Linked DNA regions of Homo sapiens: region 2 is linked to region 1. A link is an interaction called in ENCODE POLR2A ChIA-PET data of the cell type or tissue named here. Cell type or tissue: Caco-2. All regions are shown on one strand. Each heading gives the region's core, and the rest is flanking DNA. Links, peaks and the distances in the headings are about the cores only. Region 1 holds the start of SHISA8 (shisa family member 8). Region 2 overlaps TCF20 (transcription factor 20).

Region 1 (8,327 bases), core at 302-8,301:
TCCCCAAGAGCCTCTGCTTCTTGGGTAACTGCATCATTGAGGAAATGGAAGTGAAATTAGCTTAGGAATGAGGCCTTGGAGGCTTGTGGGTGGCATCCGCGGTCACGGTCTTCTCAGCCTGGCTTCAGTGTCTCTGGGGCCCACTGCTTCTCCCTGTAACCCTGCCGAAATGCTGGTAGCCCATCTTGCAGATGACAAAACTGAGGCCTAGAAAGGTTGAATGGCCCTGAAGAGCAGGAATTCCAACCCGGTCAGCCTGGCTCCAAAATAAAGGATAAAGGCTGGGCGCAGTGGCTCGCACCTGTAATCCCAGCACTTTGGGAAGCCAAAGCGGGCCGATAACTTGAAGTCAGGAGTTCGAGACCAGCCCTGCCAACATGGTGAAACCCCCGTCTCTACTAAAAATACAAAAATTAGGCCGGGCCCCGTGGCTCACGCCTGTAATCCCAGAATTTTGGGAGGCCGAGGCGGGCGGATCACCTGAGGTCAGGAGTTCGCGACCCGCCTGATCAATACGGTGAAACCCTGTCTCTACTAAAAATTACAAAAATTAGCCAGGCGTGGTGGCGTGCACCTGTAATCTCAGCAACTCCGGAGGCTGAGGCAGGAGAATCGCTTGAACCTGGGAGGCGGAGGTTGGAGTGAGCCAAGATCGCGCCACTGGACTCCAGCTGGGCGACAGTGTGAGACTCCGTCTCAAAACAAAACAAAACAAAAATTAGCCAGGCATGGTGGCGGGTCCTTATAAATCCCAGCTACTCGGGAGGCTGAGGCAGGAGAATTGGTTGAATCCAGGAGGCAGAGGTTGCAGTGAGCCGAGATCACACCACTGCACTCCAGCCTGGGCAACACAGAGAGACTCCGTTTCATAAATAAATAAATAAAACCTAGAAACTCTGGGCATGTGGGGCTGGAAAGGGGTTCCAGGAAGAGAGGGCAGCCTGCGTGACCAGACAGGGGGCAAATGAGCCTGGGTCAGGTGTTGGCAAGGGCCCTGTCGTGGGGTAGGAGTGCCTCCCGGGTGTGCTGAACTGGCCAGAATGTGGATTCGGGACTCATAGTGCAGGTTCCAGGCCAGACCCTGCCCTTCCTGGCTGTGTGCCAGTCACAGCAAGTCACTTCCTCTCTCTGAGTCTTGAGTTTCTCTCTAGGAAATCCCAAACCTTTCCCAGGGCTCAGCAGAGCTGGCAGACTGGTCACCCACCACCTAAAATGGGGACACTGAGGCCCAGCACAGGCTGTTTGTCATGTCCACACCTCTCAGGGCCCCCAGCCTTCCCCAGCCAGAACTGAGCACCAGGTGAGGGCTGGACATGGAGGAAGGCCGTTCGTGCACAGGAGCATGTATGCTGACAAACACGTGTGCACACACATGCCCACCGTGCAGGGAAGGCCCTCATAGTCATGCTAGCCCCAGACATGCACACTCTTGCTGTCACCCAAACACGCGCAGACACCCGCACACTCGAGCTGCCAGCATTGGGAGCTGGGGGCGGGGCGGGTGCCCTTCAGGAGCAGGGACTCGGCTCCTCTGCCCGCCCCGCGGGGCTTGCTGCAGATGCCAGGGGTTATTTTAAGCCTGGATCAATGGATGAGTTTTGGTGACACAGGCTTAGTGGTAGTGGAGGGGGGCAGGCAGAAGAGATAAGGGGTGGCTGCCCTGGAGCCTTGATGGGGTGAGAGACCCCGGGGTCCAGGGCAAAGGGGTCACTCCTCGGCCGGGCTGCTCTATCTCCAGATCCCCTCACCCGGCACATGGCCAGGCACCTGGGGCAGTGTCAGCTGAATGGGCGATCAGATCCCAGGACTCAGCCAGTCAGGGTCAGCTGGGCTCTGTGTTCACAGCTGCCCTCTCCTGCTCCACTCACTCCCCGCGGCCAGGTGTTCCCATGGAGAGAAGAGGGTATCCAGTGCCTGGCACAGACCCAGTAGTTATGGTTACCTATGGCTGCTGGCTGACCACTGAATCAGATTGAGACGGGGAGGAAGGTGTGTGTGTGGTGGGGGGTGGGGGGTGGTGTTGGGGGTTGGACATCAGTCCCTGGGAGGGGCTGGAATCCACTTCCTTCATTGGACAAATGGCTGTCACTATGTATATGTATGTGAAGGCCTGATGGGGTCAACATGAGGAAAGCACCCAGTGCCAGGACGGTGGGGGCAGGAGGGTGTCCAGGAAGGGGGAGCACTGGGAGACTTGCTCTGACCCCTCACTCTAACTTGGAAGAGGCCCCAGTTCCAAGGGGGCAGAGACAAGCCTCTTTCAACCCAGTGCCCGGCAACGGGTGGGAAAGGTGGGAGAAGAGGCCCCCCTCAGAGCTCCTGCAGCCTCCAGGGCAGTGGGCAGAGGGCGGTGGGGACTTCAATACCAGTGATACGGGTTGTGCCACGGATTCCATTTCTAGGAATGGCCCTAAGGAAAGGAAGCAGGAAAGGACGCTCCAGAAAGTAGAGCTCAGAAGCTCTGAGAAGAATCACAAATGAGAAGGTTTTTTTTTGTTTTTTTTTTTTTGTTTGTTTGTTTGTTTTTTTAAGACGGAGTCTCAATCTGTTTCCCAGGCTGGAGGGCAATGGTGTGATCTCAGCTCACTGCAAACTCTGCCTCCCAGGTTCAAGCGATTCTCTGGCCTCAGCCTTCCGAGTAGCTGGGATTACAGGCATATGCCACCATGCCCAGCTAATTTTTGTATTTTTAGTAGAGGTGGGGTTTCACCATGTTGGTCAGCCTAGTCTCCAACTCCTGACCTTGTGATCCACCTGCCTCAGCCTCCCAAAGTGTTGGGATTACAGGCGTGAGCCACTGCCCCCAGCCAAACGAAAAGTTTAAGGATGGCAAAAAGTAAACCACAAACTAGTTACAATCCAGCATGTAAATGTGGCATATTTTAGTGTGGTTGTCTCTGGACATGGGATTAAAGCAATTTCATTTAATTCCTTTGTTCATCTGTGTTTTTTCTTCTAAACTGGTAATAAGGGGTCCTTTAATGAGGGTGGGTTTTCGGGGCTGGATGGGAAGTGTGTGTACATGTGTGTGCACATGTGTGTGTGTAGGTGGAGGGAGCAGGCTGTCTTTGGCCAGGGCACAAGGAGAAGCTCTGAGTGGGGAGGTCACCTCCTCTTCCTGTCTGAACCCATTAATACCTGAAATTAGTCTGTCAGCCCCTCATGTCAGGCAACAGACTTGATCCTCCTTAAAATGTAAATCCTTCCTCTTCTTCTCCCCCACCTTCTCCACTTTCATAAGCTGGTCCCAGTTGCTGAGAGAAGGACGGATGGAAAGGGGACCAGGAGGGACCCTAGGGAGCCCCAAATGTTTCATCTCACAGAAACTAGGCGCTGGAGTCCTTTCATTCATTTATTCATTCAGCAAATGCCGACAGAGGCCTGAGCTGCACACTGGGTGAATTGCACGCCCAGTCCTTGCCCTCCTGCTGTTTCCGTCTGGACAGAGGGAGGTTCCATATCGACCCCTATCTCCTGGAAGGGGCAGATTATGAGTCTGCCCTCCAGGAAGAGTCTTTGATGTTAAGATGAGATACTGAGGCAGGGAGAAGCCAAGCACCAGGACCTTCTCCAGTTCAACTCAACCCCGAAAACACCACTGGGCCGTGCTGGGACCGGGTCCGGGCTCCTTAGGGCCCCCACACCCTACCCCTCGGTTTGTGAAAGGACCTGCGGGTGGGCGCAGGGCGGAGGTCTTCCTTTTCCAGGCTTTCCTTTTCCAGGGCAGGGGCGAGCCCAGTCCCCCTCTCCTCACACCTGGGGAGGGAGCAGATCGCGGAAGTGCGTCAGCCAAGCCGTGCCCATCGACGCAGGGATGGGGACATCCCTGGACCCCAGCCCAGCGTTCGAGGGGTTCTGGAACTGGGCTCGCGCCGTGGGGTAAATCCTTGGCCCTCTGAAGCGGCGCTGCCAGGGGAAGTCCTTCCCATTTGACAGGTGGGAAAATCGAGGCGCCGAGAGGGGAAGGGGCCCTCCTTATGTTATGATCAGAACGGACAGAGGGGACGGGAAGGAGGTGAGAGGGTGGCCCTGCCCGTCCCGGGGCAATTCCGGGCTGCTTTGACCTCCGCGCCTGTAAGGTACAGGTCCCCGCACCTGTAAGACAGGGACGCTCTAGTCGCGGGCCCTAGAACTGATCCCCTTCGAGCGCCCAGTTCCGATGAATGTTTCGGGGCAGTCTTTGTGGAGGGGGGTTCCCTGTGGGGCCTCCCGGCTCCGCGGGGCCTGCTGCCTCCTCTCGCCCCTCGCGGCAGCCGCGCTCCTCCCCCGGCTCTGCCTCCCTTCCGCCCTCCCTCCTCTCTCCCTCCCCCGCCCGCCCGAGCCCGCGCCGAGCCCGAGCGGGAGCCGGAGCCGGAGCCGGAGCCAGAGCGCGGGCTGTACTGAGAGCGCGGCGGGAAGGTAGCGCAGTCGGGCGGCCCGCGGCCCCGGCGCGGCCTCCGCTAGGGCCAAGACCCGCACACCTGCCGGGCCGGGGAGAAGCCGGGGGCCGCGCGCAGGCGAGGACCCGCCGCCCGGCCCGGGGAAGATCTCAGGACGCGGACCGGGCAGCTCGGGTCCGAGGTGAGCCCGGGCGGAGGACGCGCCCACCGGAGGTGCGGCCTCGGAGCTCCAGACCCAGCCCACTCGGGGCTGGGGTCCCCAGAGGAGGCCGACGGCCGAGGCGGCGTGCGCCGGGAGCCAGCGCGATCCCTGCGGGAGCGGAGGAGCCGAGCCGGAGGGAGCCGCGGCGCCCGGCCATGCACCGGGCGCAGTAGCGGGAGGCGCGGGCCCGATGGCGCGGGCCGGGGCGCGGGGACTGCTCGGCGGCCGCCGTCCTCCCGGCCTCCGGCTCGCGCTCGCGCTTCGGCTCGCGTTGCTGCTGGCGCGGCCGCCGTCGGGCCGCGCGGGAGCCCCCGAGGCGCAGGGTCCCGCGGCGCCCGGCACGACAGCCCCGGAGGGGGGCGACCGCTGCCGCGGCTACTACGACGTGATGGGCCAGTGGGACCCGCCCTTCAACTGCAGCTCCGGAGCCTACAGCTTCTGCTGCGGCACGTGCGGCTACCGCTTCTGCTGCCACGACGGGCCGCGGCGCCTCGACCAGAGCCGCTGTTCCAACTACGACACGCCGGCCTGGGTCCAGACAGGCCGGCCGCCCGCCCGCGCCCGCGACACCGCAGCGCCCCGGGACCCCGGCCGCGAGCGCAGCCATACGGCCGTCTACGCTGTGTGCGGCGTCGCAGCGCTGCTGGTGCTGGCCGGCATCGGGGCGCGCCTGGGACTGGAGAGGGCGCACAGCCCGCGCGCGCGGCGCACAGTGACCAGGTGAGCACGCGCCGCCCAGGGACCCCCGCCTGCTCCTCGGACTGCTCTCCCTGCCCGCTGATCCTTCCCGCCGCTCTCGAAGCGCTGGTTCTCCCAGCAGGCCCCTTCTCTGGGTTTTCCTGTCTCCTTCTCCCCCCGCCGCCCCCCCAACACTTCATCAGGGAGACACCTGACACCGCCCTGACTCCCTTTGACCTTCTGCCCGTGCTGGGCGCCGCACCGCCTTTCCCTGCTCGAGTCTCCTCTGGAGGGCAGGGGGGTGGGGGCGGGCTGGGAGGGGGACAGGTAGCCTTGCACAGAGGGCACCGGGTCACTGTCCAGGGTAAGGGGCGCCGCTGGCCAGGGAGGTGACCGGGCGTCTTGGGCACGGGAAAGGAAGGGGCGCTTGGTTCTCTGGGTGCCCATCTCCTGCTTCTCCCCACTCCTCCCTCCCCTCTTCCACCTCCTGCCTCTCCCCTGCCCCCACAGCTGTGACTCAAGGCTGCCCTTCCCTCCTTGGGTTTCAAAGGCCTCCCCCCACTCACCCCATGCCACAGCTCCCAGGTGAAGGTCAGGGCTCCCTCTGCGTAGAAAGGGGACTCTGGAACACAGTCGTGTGTTGCTGAGGCCAGGACAGGTGCTTGTTGCATTCTGAGCTTGGTGTGAAGTGGGCACTACAGGGTCCAGGTCCCCTTCCTCGGTTGGAACGAGGACTCTAGGACTCTATGTGTCCTGACCCTGGAACTCCCACCCACATGCCACACGTGGCACTCACATGCCCCCAGCAACCCCCATGCCCTGGGGCCTGTGCCCTCCTCATCCACCCGGTCCCAGCACCCTTTGGGCCTGTGGGCTGCTGACACCGAATGTGACAGGCTGGTATTTAAAAGTGACCATAGAGAAGCCTTCATACCCTGGCAGGCCAGATGTGGACACTTCCCCCTCCTGGGCCTCAGAGGCAGGGGGTGAGGGCTTCCTTGGCACTTCAGCACCCCTCGCTCCCGAAACCACGTAGCCCACTTTCTCCCAGGGAGCTCTAAGGGAAGCCCGGGCTGGCACCCTGGCCTCCACCCTCAGCTTCTGCACTGCCTTCAGGAGGTGGAGCCTCCTGGCCTGGCTTCTGGATGCTGCAGGGGTAGGGGCTGGGCTGCCCAAATTTGGGGGTCCCCCATGATGGGTGAGGGTAGCTTGGAAGAGGCCTGGATATGTCTTTGACAGGGGCGGGGAAAAAGGAACTTAGGGCTGCGATGGTGAGGGGTGGCTGCAGCAGCCCAGCTGACATGTTCATCCTGAACTCCCTGCACCTGCTGGGGATGGGGCAGCAGGTTTGGTGATGCCGCAGGAAAGCCATGCCCACCCTTGCTGTGCTGTGTGGTGTAGGCCAGTCCCTTCTCCTTTCTGGGCTTCAGGCTCCCATGGCCCCAACTCCCTTTTCTCTGCTGGGGAGACCTGGAATGGGACGTAGGCTTGTGTGTGGGTGTGTCCTGAGTCCCTGTCCTCCCCTCGAGTCTCACCCTTCATTCTGCTGTGTTGGGGTTGAAGGCCAGGGAAGGCTTCTCAGAGGGCTTGGGCGGGGCATCTGGAAAGAGTTTGTGCAAAGGCCCAGAGGCGTGGTGGTTACTCAGCTGTCAGGGAGACAGGAGCTTGAGGTGCTTGCCCAGAGATGAGGCCACAGAGGTGAGCCTCTGGGGAGAGGGCAGGGCAGGAAGGTCAGCCCAGGCAGGTACTAGGATGGTTTCAGACCCTGCCACCAAACCTGAAGCCAAACCTCGGCCATCCCTGGTGTCCTGCCTCCTGAATGACCTTCACGAATCAGCCATTTGAGGCTCTAGCCCCGGAAGGAGGGTCAGGCTGAGTGGGAGAAAATCATGGGTTCCGGGTTCTGAAGGCAGCTGGGCTGCAGACACTGTCACATCACAGCTGGGTGGGGGCTGGGTGTTGGGTCCAAGGAGGTGGCTGTCCAAGGTCACACAGCCTGTGGGTCCTGGGCTGCCACCAGGGGGTCTCCCAACATCCCCATTCCGTCACCCATCTGTCCTTCATGCCCGTGATGGCAGCTTTATCCCAGGTCCCAGCAGAAGCCGCGGCTGCAGGGGCAGTTAGGCAGGCAGGTAAATAAGGCATCCTGGGCCGGGCGCGGTGGCTCACACCTGTCATCTCAGCACTTTGGGAGGCCGAGACCGGCGGAGTTGGAGACCAGCCTGGCCAACATGGTGAAACCCCGTCTCTACTAAAAATACAAAAATTAGCTAGGTGTGGTGGCAGGCACCTTATAATCCCAGCTACTAGGGAAGCTGAGGCTGGAGAATCACTTGAACCGGGGAGGTGGAGGTTGCAGTGAGCCAAGATTGCGCCATTGCACTCCAGCCTGGACAACAGAGCGAGACTCTGCTTCAAAAGATAAAAAAATTAAAAAAAAGGATTCCTGGAGGAGGCCGCTGATGGGGTCTGAAGAATGAGTAGCAGTTTTTTGGGAGAAGAGGCAGGAAAGCAGAGAAAGCTCGCATTGGGAGGGGAGGCTCACCTGGGGAAGGTCCCTGAGAGTGGGCTCCAGGGAGGGGAGGGGAGGGAAGGGGAGCCTCATTAGAGTTTCCTGACCTGCTCTGGGAAGCAGCTGTCTTGGGGCCACAGGTGAGGCTGGCAGATACTGCCTGGGAGGGGAAACTCGTGCGTGATTTCGAGCACCGGAGAGGACGGCCTGGAGAGGCCGAAAGAACTGCCCAGGGCCACACGGTGAGACGGTGGTGGCCGGGGCTGGCTTTTGATGAGGTGGGAGACAGAGGGCCACCCCTGACTGCTGTCCCCGCAGGGCGCTGACAGAGCTTCTGAAGCAGCCGGGCCCCCAGGAGCCACTGCCTCCCACCCTGGGCCCACCCCTGGGTGGCTGTGTCCAGGTGCAGATGGGGGACGGCCTCCCCCGGGGCTCCCCCCACAACAGCGCAGGTGAGTCGGTGGCGGGCGGGGCTGAGCGGCGGCGGAGCACGCGGAGGGGCGTGAGAGGCCGAGAGGCGGTCCCTCGGCTGGGGCATAGAGGCTTCCCCGGTGGA
Region 2 (8,327 bases), core at 27-8,026, 340 kb before region 1:
GGTTTAGGTGAAGAACCCAGAGAACCGCCTGCCCTGTAAGGAATGCTGGGTATTTCTCCTGGAGGGTTTTATTTTAATTTTTGAGACAGGATGTTGCACTGTCACCCAGGCTGGAGTGTGGTGATACAGTCATGGCGCACTGCAGCCTTGAGTTCCTGGACTCAAATGATCTTCCTTCCTCGGCCTCCTGAGTATCTGCGACTACAGGCACATGCCACCACACCCTGCTAATTTTATTTTCTTTTGTAGAGATTGGGGTCTCTCTATGTTGACCAGGCTGATTTTGAACTCCTGGCCTCAAGCAATCTTCTTGCCTAGGCCTTCCAAAGTGCTGGGATTACAGGCATCAGCCACTGTGCCTGGCTCCTGGAGAGTTTTAGAACAATAAAATAGAATTGTTACTCCATGGCAGAAGTGTAGAGAACATGCCTGCCAGATTCCAGCCAGATGACTCCTATAAACACAACATACAGTCAGTGTAAATGAACCTAAACAGATTTACCAGTACCTGTACATTACTAAACAGATGTAAATGAAAAGATACACTATGCATTGAACTTAATGCTACTTTTTTGTTTTTTGTTTTTTGTTTTTCTAGTAGATGTGAGTTTAAATATAGCAGGAATAGGATTTTCATCTTCTCTTGTTGAAAGTCTTCGTGGAAGTGGATTTAAGTTCTAGCATATTCAGTAGGAGAAATTTGAGCTGGAATGAAGGACATCACAGCCTGCATAATTTGTTAAATGTCTCTTTAAAAAAAAAAAAAAAACTTTGCTACATTGGCTAGCGCATGTGCTGAAAGTTGGCTTCCCCTAAAGATAAGGGACACAGGCCAAATGAAGCCTATGGGAATGAAACACATCAGAGAAAATAAAAGAAAAAAGAAAATTTCTGTTCAGCCAAGTTTGCTAAGTAGTTGCCATGCTAGGCACACACACACAAAAATCAAATAAAACACTTCACTTTTCCTTAGAGTTCAGGGTCTGTGGGAGAGTCCAATATGGAAAATTAACATTTATCAAACGTATGAATGATTGATAAGGCTGTAATAGTGGTGTAGCTGGAGTGCTGGGGAGAACTAGGCAAGAGGCTGCTCCCTCCTGATCAAGTATGGGAAGAATATTGGAGAAGCCGGTAGAGGAGGGAGCATTTGGGTAGACCTTGAAGGATGGACGAGAGAGAGAGACAAGTGGAAGAGTGGAGAAAGAGCATTCCTAAGAGAGGTCTTTTGGGAACCAAGGCTCAAAAGTATGTAGCATATTATCAATCAAACCCTGGGCCCTTAGGCTAAGGGCCTAGAGATGACAGAGGGGAAGGTCAGAAGGGAGCGTGGGCCTAATAGTATGAGAGCAAGGTGGGAATAGCTTTGAACCTGGGGCTGGGGCACTTGAGTCTCATAAATGGAACAAAGTTTTGTGAAGAGAGGTGTGAATACATGGTTGGGGGCGTTGTTCTGACTGAGGAGAGATGGTGGTGGGAAGGAGAGGGGAGGGCCGGAAACAGATGATGAATTGATCATCTTGGCCTCTTACTGTTCTGATTTTCTCATGCCCAAAGCCCTAGTCTGCATAAGAAGGATCTGTAAAATTTAGCAATTGGTTTAAATAAAATGGATTTACAGGAAATTTTGGCATCAACCCATGTTGATTCCAAAACAGGTCGGCAAGCATATTTTATTTACCCAAACATTTATAACAATAAATAATGTGGTTTTGTTGTTGTTGTTGTTGTTGTTGTTGTTGTTGTTGTTGTTTGAGATGAAGTCTCACTCTGTTGCCAGGTTGGAGTGCAGTGGCGCGATCTCAGCTCATGGCAGTCTCCTCCTCCCGGGTTCAAGTGATGCCCCTGCCTTAGCCTCCCAACTAGCTGGGACTACAGGCACGCACCACCAAGCCCGGCTACTTTTTTTTGGTATTTTTAGTAGAGACGGGGTTTTACCATGTTGGTCAAGATGGTCTCGATTTCCTGACCTCGTGATCCGCCCGCCTTGGCCTCCCAAAGTGCTGGGATTACAGGCATGAGCACCATGCCCAGCCAACATTGTGAATATTTTTATATAAACAATAAATTCCAAGGGCCAGGACTTGTTCTAAACATTTGACAAAAAAGTTAGGAGATAGTGTTATTACCTCTGTTTTTCAAACGAGAAAACTGAATAACGGAGGTTGAGTGACTTGCCCAAGGTCACCCAACTATTAAGTAGCAGAGCCAGGATTGGGAATTGGGAAAAACTCTCACCTCTAATCATGTTTTTCCTCTACCTTTTTTTTTTTTTTTTTTTTGAGACGGAGTCTTGCTGTGTCACCCAGGCTGGAGTGCAGTGGTGCCATCTCTTCTCAAGCTCTGCCTCCCAGGTTCACGCCATTCTCCTGCCTCAGCCTCCAGAGTATTTGGGACTACAGGCGCCCGCCTCCACCCGCGGCTAATTTTTGTATTTTTAGTAGAGACGGGGTTTCACTGTGTTGGTGAAGATATTCTCGATCTGCTGACCCTGTGATCTGCCTGTCACGGCCTCTCAAAGTGCTGGGACCAGCTCCTTTTGGATTTTTATGGAAGTTTCCTGATGTCAATTTCTTCTCCCAGGGTATAGGGCTGGACGCCCTCTGAGGAGGGTCTTAAGAGCCACAGTCTGAGAGGTGGGAAAGGATTAGAGTCCTGCCTTAGGGCAGGTGAATGGAGGACAGGTGAGAGATTGTTTCCCCAGGCCTTAACATACCCAATATTATAACAAAACACTGTTACAAGGGCTGGACAATACCCAGTATATATCATGATACCACAGGCACCCTGGCTCTGGACTCTGTGCCCTTAACCTGTACCCTGTGTGAATGTTTAATTTAAATGAGCTGGAATATAACTTGCAGGATAAGTTTGTGGCCATTTGAAGAGGAAGAGTTTAGTTTTGGATTATAGAAACAAAGAAAAAGAAAGTGGAGTGGAGCTGGGAAGTACCATCCTGGGATCTACCTGGGAGAATAGTCTGCTGTGTGAGGGCAAGGACTTGTCTGTTGCCCATCATATTCCCAGCATCTAGAACAGTGCTTGATATGTAGCTAATGCTTAGCAGATATTTTTGAGTGAATCAGTAAATAAAATTTCGCTGCCAGCTCTCAAAGGAATATGCTGTGGAAGCTTCAGTTACTTTTTTTTTTTTTTTTTTTTTTTGAAAGGGAGTTTTGCTCTTGTTGCCCAGGCTGGAGTGCAATGGCACGATCTCAGCTCACCGCAACCTCCGCCTCCCGGGTTCAAGCGATTTTCCTGCCTCAGCCTCCCAAGTAGCTGAGATTACAGGCATGCGCCACTACACCCGGCTAATTTTGTATTTTTAGTAGAGACAGGGTTTCTCCATGTTGGTCAGGCTGGTCTCAAACTCCTGACCTCAGGTGATTCTCCTGCCTGGCCTCCCAAAGTGCTGGGATTACAGGCATGAGCCACCATGCCCGGCCTCTTCAGTTACTTTTTTCTCTTTGGTTCATGGTTCAGGATCCTTTCTGAATTAATAAATTTATTACTTGTTTTTACTAAACTTATTTTGTTCAGCTTTTCAAGGAATGCCAGTTCACTCTACTGTTTTCAGGGTTTTTAAAAAATCAACTTGCTTTCAAAATCAAAATATTAGATTTTAACATTCCAGCATAAATCTTTTTATATAAATAAAACTTTTGTTGATGCTTTTGGTTTTTCATACGCCTATATTTAAGGGGTAAATCTTGAAAATATTACTAAGGAATTGGAATTGACATCTAATTATAGTAGTTGAGATAATATATTTATGTAATCCCTTTTAGAGAAGTTTAATAAATATTTTTCAACAGACAAAGCATTATCTCTACTTTATTTTTTTTTCTATATTTTGATACTAGCCCGTCCTGTATCTGTTGAAGAAGCTTTCTTAGTGATTCGTTAGGAAATTCTCTTTCTGGAACCCAGTGACAGTGCAACTCAAGTAGCGTCTCTACTAATGTGAAGTCACAACACTGATCATGTAGAACTCATGTATCTGATTTCATTAGCAAATTAGTAGATGGTGTAGGTTTCTAAGGAAGAGTGAACTAATGCATTCTCTTTGCTTTAGTTTACATTAAATCATTAGGGAATAGGGAAATAGGAAATTTTTTCTTTTGCCACTTATAAATGAATAAAGCCTTAGTTTTTGTTTTGTTGTTTTTTTCCTATGGCCCCCTGTCACTTGAAGGCCTTAGTTTTATAAACCAGTATTTTGCTTCTCTTATTGACCTGATTCAGTTTATTAGCCTTTTATTAAAATATATACTATATACTTCATAATATTTTATTTTTGTTAAACATTTGACTCTACTAAATTAAATATTTGAAAAAATCTCACTATAACAGTATTTTTATTCTAGAGTTAAAATGGTTGTATGAAAATAGTTATTTTTGTTAAAATAGTTTTATATATAGGGATAATTATATACGTTTAAAAATGCCAAGATTGTTACTCTAGTGTTTCAGTTAAAAAAGCTTTTAAAGGCTGGGCACCGTGGCTCACACCTGTAATCCCAACATTTTGGGAGGCCGAGGTGAGCAGCGGATCATGAGGTCAGGAAATTAAGACCATCCTGGCCAACAAGGTGAAGCCCCGTCTCTACTAAAAATACAAAAATTAGCTGGGCATGGTGGTGCGTGCCTGTAATCCCAGCTACTTGGGAGGCTGAGGCGGGAGAATCGCTTAAACCTGGGAGGTGGAGGTTGCAGTGAGTCGAGATGTGCCACTGCACTCCAGCCTGGCGACAGAGCTGGACTCAGTCTCCAAAGCTTTTAAAACTGTCTTGTGTGTGGATAAAGGTGATTTTTAAGAATATTTTATAAAATATTACCGAAGTTTATGTTTGTAGGTGTTAGCTCTCCCAAAGACTTCTTGAATAGTTGTTTCAGACGGGTTTAGGCCATAATTCTGAAAGAGACAGTTCTTTTTTTTATTTTTTTCTTTTTTTTTTTGAGATGGACTTTCGTTCTGTCGCCCAGGCTGGAGTGCAGTGGTGCTCGGCTCACTGCAACCTCTGTCTCTTGGGTTCAAGTGATTCTCCTGCCTGAGCCTCCCAAGTAGCTGGGATTATAGGTGCGTGCCACCACACCCGGCTAATTTTTTTGTATTTTTACAAAAAAAAATACAGGTAGAGACAGAGTTTCGCCATGTTGCCCAGGCTGGTCTTGAACTCCTGACCTCAGGTGATCTGCCCACCTTGGCAGGGTTTTGCCACGTTGGCCAGGCTGGTCTCAAACTCCCGACCTCAGGTGATCTGCCCACCTCAGCCTCCCGAAGTGCTGGGATTACAGGCATGAGCCACTGCGCCTGGCCTAAAAGACACAGTTCTTGATGCCATAATCCCAAATACTGAAATCCCAAAATATCGAAATCCAAACAATATAATTCTGGAAAAAATAATTTTAAAACATTATTTAAAAAATACTTATTTGGGCCAGGTGCGGTGGCTCACTCCTGTAATCCCAGCATGTTGAGAGGCCTAGGTGGGCAGATCACTTGAGCTCAGGAGTTTGAGACCAGCCTGGCCAACATGGCAAAACCCCGTCTCTACTAAAAATATAAAAATTATCTAGGCATGGTTGCAAGTGCCTGTAGTCCCCGCTACTCGGGATGCTGAGGCACGAGAATCACTTGAACATGGGAGGCGGAGGTTGCAGTGAGCTGAGATCATGCCACTGTACTCCAACCTGGGTGACAGAGTGAGATTCTGTCTCAAAAAAAAAAAAAAAAAAAAAAAAAAAAGACACTTGTTTGGCCAGGTACAGAGTCTCACACCTGTAATCTCAGTATTTTGGGAAGCCAAGGTGGGCAGATTGCTTGAGCCCAGGAGTTCAAGATCAGCCTGGGCAACGTGGAGAAACCCTGTCTCTACAAAAAAATACAAAAATTAGCAAGCTAGCGTGCACCTATAGTCCAGCTACTTGGGAGACTGAGGTGGGAGGATCTCTTGGGTCTGGGAGGCAGAGGTTGGAGTGAGCTGTGATGGCGCTGTCTGGGCAACAGAGCAAGACTTTGTCTTCAATAAACAAACAGAAAAACCACTTATTTACCTTTTTTAAAGGGGATTTATTTGAGAAACAAAAACATGACAACACTTCATAGGCCACTTAATATAGTTTGGATATGTGTCCCTGCCCAAATCTCATGTTGAATTGTAATCCCCAATATTGGAAGTGGAGGCTGGTAGGAGGTGATTGGATTATGTGGGTGGATTTTTCATGAATGGTTTAGTACCATCCCCTTGATGCTGTCCTCGAGACGGTGAGCGACTTCTCGCGAGATCTGGCTGTTTTAAAAGTGTGGCACCTCACACTCTCTCTTGCTCAGTCCTCATCATGTGATGTGCCTGTTCCCCCTTTGCCTTCTGCCATGATTGGAAGCTTCCTGAGGCCTTCCTGGAAGCAGGTGCCACTATGCCTCCTGTACAGCCTGCAGAACTGTAAGCCAATTAAATCTCTTTTCTTTTAAGTATTCCTTCATAGCAATGCAGGAACAGCCTAGTACACCACTTTACACAATAAAATAGTAACAAATGTATTTTGCAAGTTTAATCACTCAGTATACTAACCGTAGTTGCATGGGTGTTACATTTTGTAACTGTGGTCCTCTGAAATACCATGATGGACAAACTAGGTCTTTTGATGAGGTAGTAAAAACAAGGATGGGTCATCACTGTGTGTGCAGTCTCCTGAAGAGCAGAGATATTGTTGAATTTTATCTTTCACAAAAACAGTATAAAAAAAGGACATCTCATTGAAGGTTCACCTTTTTTTTTTTTTTTTTTTTTTGAGATGGAGTTTCACTGTTGTTGCTGAGGCTGAAGTGCAATGGTGTGGTCTCGGCTCACTGCAACCTTTGTCTCCTGGGTTCAGGCGATTTTCCTGCCTCAGCCTTCCAAGTAGCTGGGATTACAGGCGCCCCGCCACCACGCCTGGCTAATTTTTGTATTATTAATTTTTGTAGAGACAGGATTTCACCGTATTGGCCAGGCTGGCCTCGAACTCCTGACCTTGGGTGATCTGCCCGCCTTGGCCTCACAAGTGCTGGGATTACAGATGTGAGCCACCGTGCCTGGCCAGTTTCAACTTTTTTTAAAGAGACCATAGTCTTCTAGCTATGTTGCCCATGCTGGAGTGCAGTGACTATTCACAGGCATGATCATAGTGCACTTCAGCCTCAAACTCCTGGCCTCAAGTGATCCTCCTACCTCAGCCTCCCTAGTAGCCGGGACTGACTACAGGTGCTCCACCACACCTGGCTTCTACGTTTTGATGAACACAGCCAGAGCTTACACATGAAGTCAGTGTTGTGATAATGCACTTCTGTGGAGTTCAGTTTGCAAAAAAAAAATGCATAGAATTAATTAGAACTCTCCAAAAGTCTCTACACAATTTATATCTCCAGTATTAGAAATGATGTGAAGATAAAATATATAGCATAGCAAATTGGCACTATGTGTGAAGGAGCAGAAATAATACACCATTGAATAATTTGGCAGGGGAGATTTCTTGTATTTTTTGCCTGTATTTTCACTTCTGCGATCTTCAAAGCACTTGCTCCAGTTTTATTTGCAAAGTGGTTGTGATCCACAAATTTTGTAAGTATATACTGTCTATTTGAAAGCCTGATTATTGCCTGGCCGTTGCAATTTCTGCTTTTGCAGCACCAGTGATAATTAGCTTTTAAACTTTTATCTTTCGCCATTAAGTAGCCGTGTACACTTATCAGAGCCTTTTTGCGAGGGAAGAGTTTCACAGATCTCTTCAATTGTGCTGTAAAGAATAAAGTAAGAAGAACTGATACTCAGCTTCCCCAACACCAAATCTGCATTAGTCAGGGTTCCCTAGGGAGACAGAACCAATAGGATATGTGTATAGATATGAGGGAATTTATTAGGGGAATTGGCTCATATGATTAATGGTGGCTGAGAAGTCCCATGACAGATCATCTGCAGGCTTGAGACCCTGGGATGCCAGTAGCATACCTCAGTCCAAATCCAAAGGCCTCAGAACCAGGGAAGCTAATGGTGTTATCTCTCGGTCCAAGGTCAAAAAGCCTCAGAATTCAGGGGGCCACTGGTTAAGTCCTGGAGTCCAAAGGCTGGCAAGCCTGGAGTTCTGATGTCCAAGGCAGCAGAAGAAAAGTCTGTTCTAGCTCTCAGCAATTCACCTTCTGTGTACTCCCTGGGCTCCTGGCTGATTGGATGATACCCACCAACATAGAGGGCTCTCCTTGCCTACTCAGACTCGCACACTAATCTCTGAAAACATCCTCACAGACACACACACAACACAGTGCTTTACCAGGTTTCTAGGTGTTC

The links. Peaks named below come from ENCODE experiments on the same cell type or tissue, not always from the same donor. Only the 100,000 strongest peaks of a DNase experiment are listed, where the experiment ranks them.
Region 2: POLR2A ChIA-PET joins it to region 1 with 6 read pairs; 3 of 35 experiments call an interaction of 5 or more read pairs at or near these places.

The regions. Positions count from the first base shown.
Region 1 is chr22:41,911,112-41,919,438 of GRCh38, reverse strand. It overlaps SHISA8 (shisa family member 8), which reads left to right and starts at 4,365. Exons shown (of 4, transcript NM_001207020.3): 1 at 4,365-5,301; 2 at 8,090-8,223. The coding sequence starts at 4,772. It overlaps LOC124905125 (a long non-coding RNA gene), which reads left to right and starts at 777. Exons shown (of 2, transcript XR_007068113.1): 1 at 777-1,989; 2 at 2,403-2,928. RefSeq lists enhancers at 1-385, 1,500-1,589, 1,600-1,759, 4,139-5,064 and silencers at 1,990-2,049, 4,247-4,406, 4,427-4,506, 4,577-4,646, 4,687-4,766 and 3 more. In Caco-2, for the core only: no CTCF peak of the experiment used is centred there; no DNase peak of the experiment used is centred there; H3K4me3 peaks cover 1,458 bases.
Region 2 is chr22:42,248,915-42,257,241 of GRCh38, reverse strand. The region is part of intron 1 of TCF20 (transcription factor 20); the gene reads left to right. Among named protein-coding and RNA genes, the nearest start is that of TCF20, 18 kb to the left of the region's middle. In Caco-2, for the core only: no CTCF peak of the experiment used is centred there; no DNase peak of the experiment used is centred there.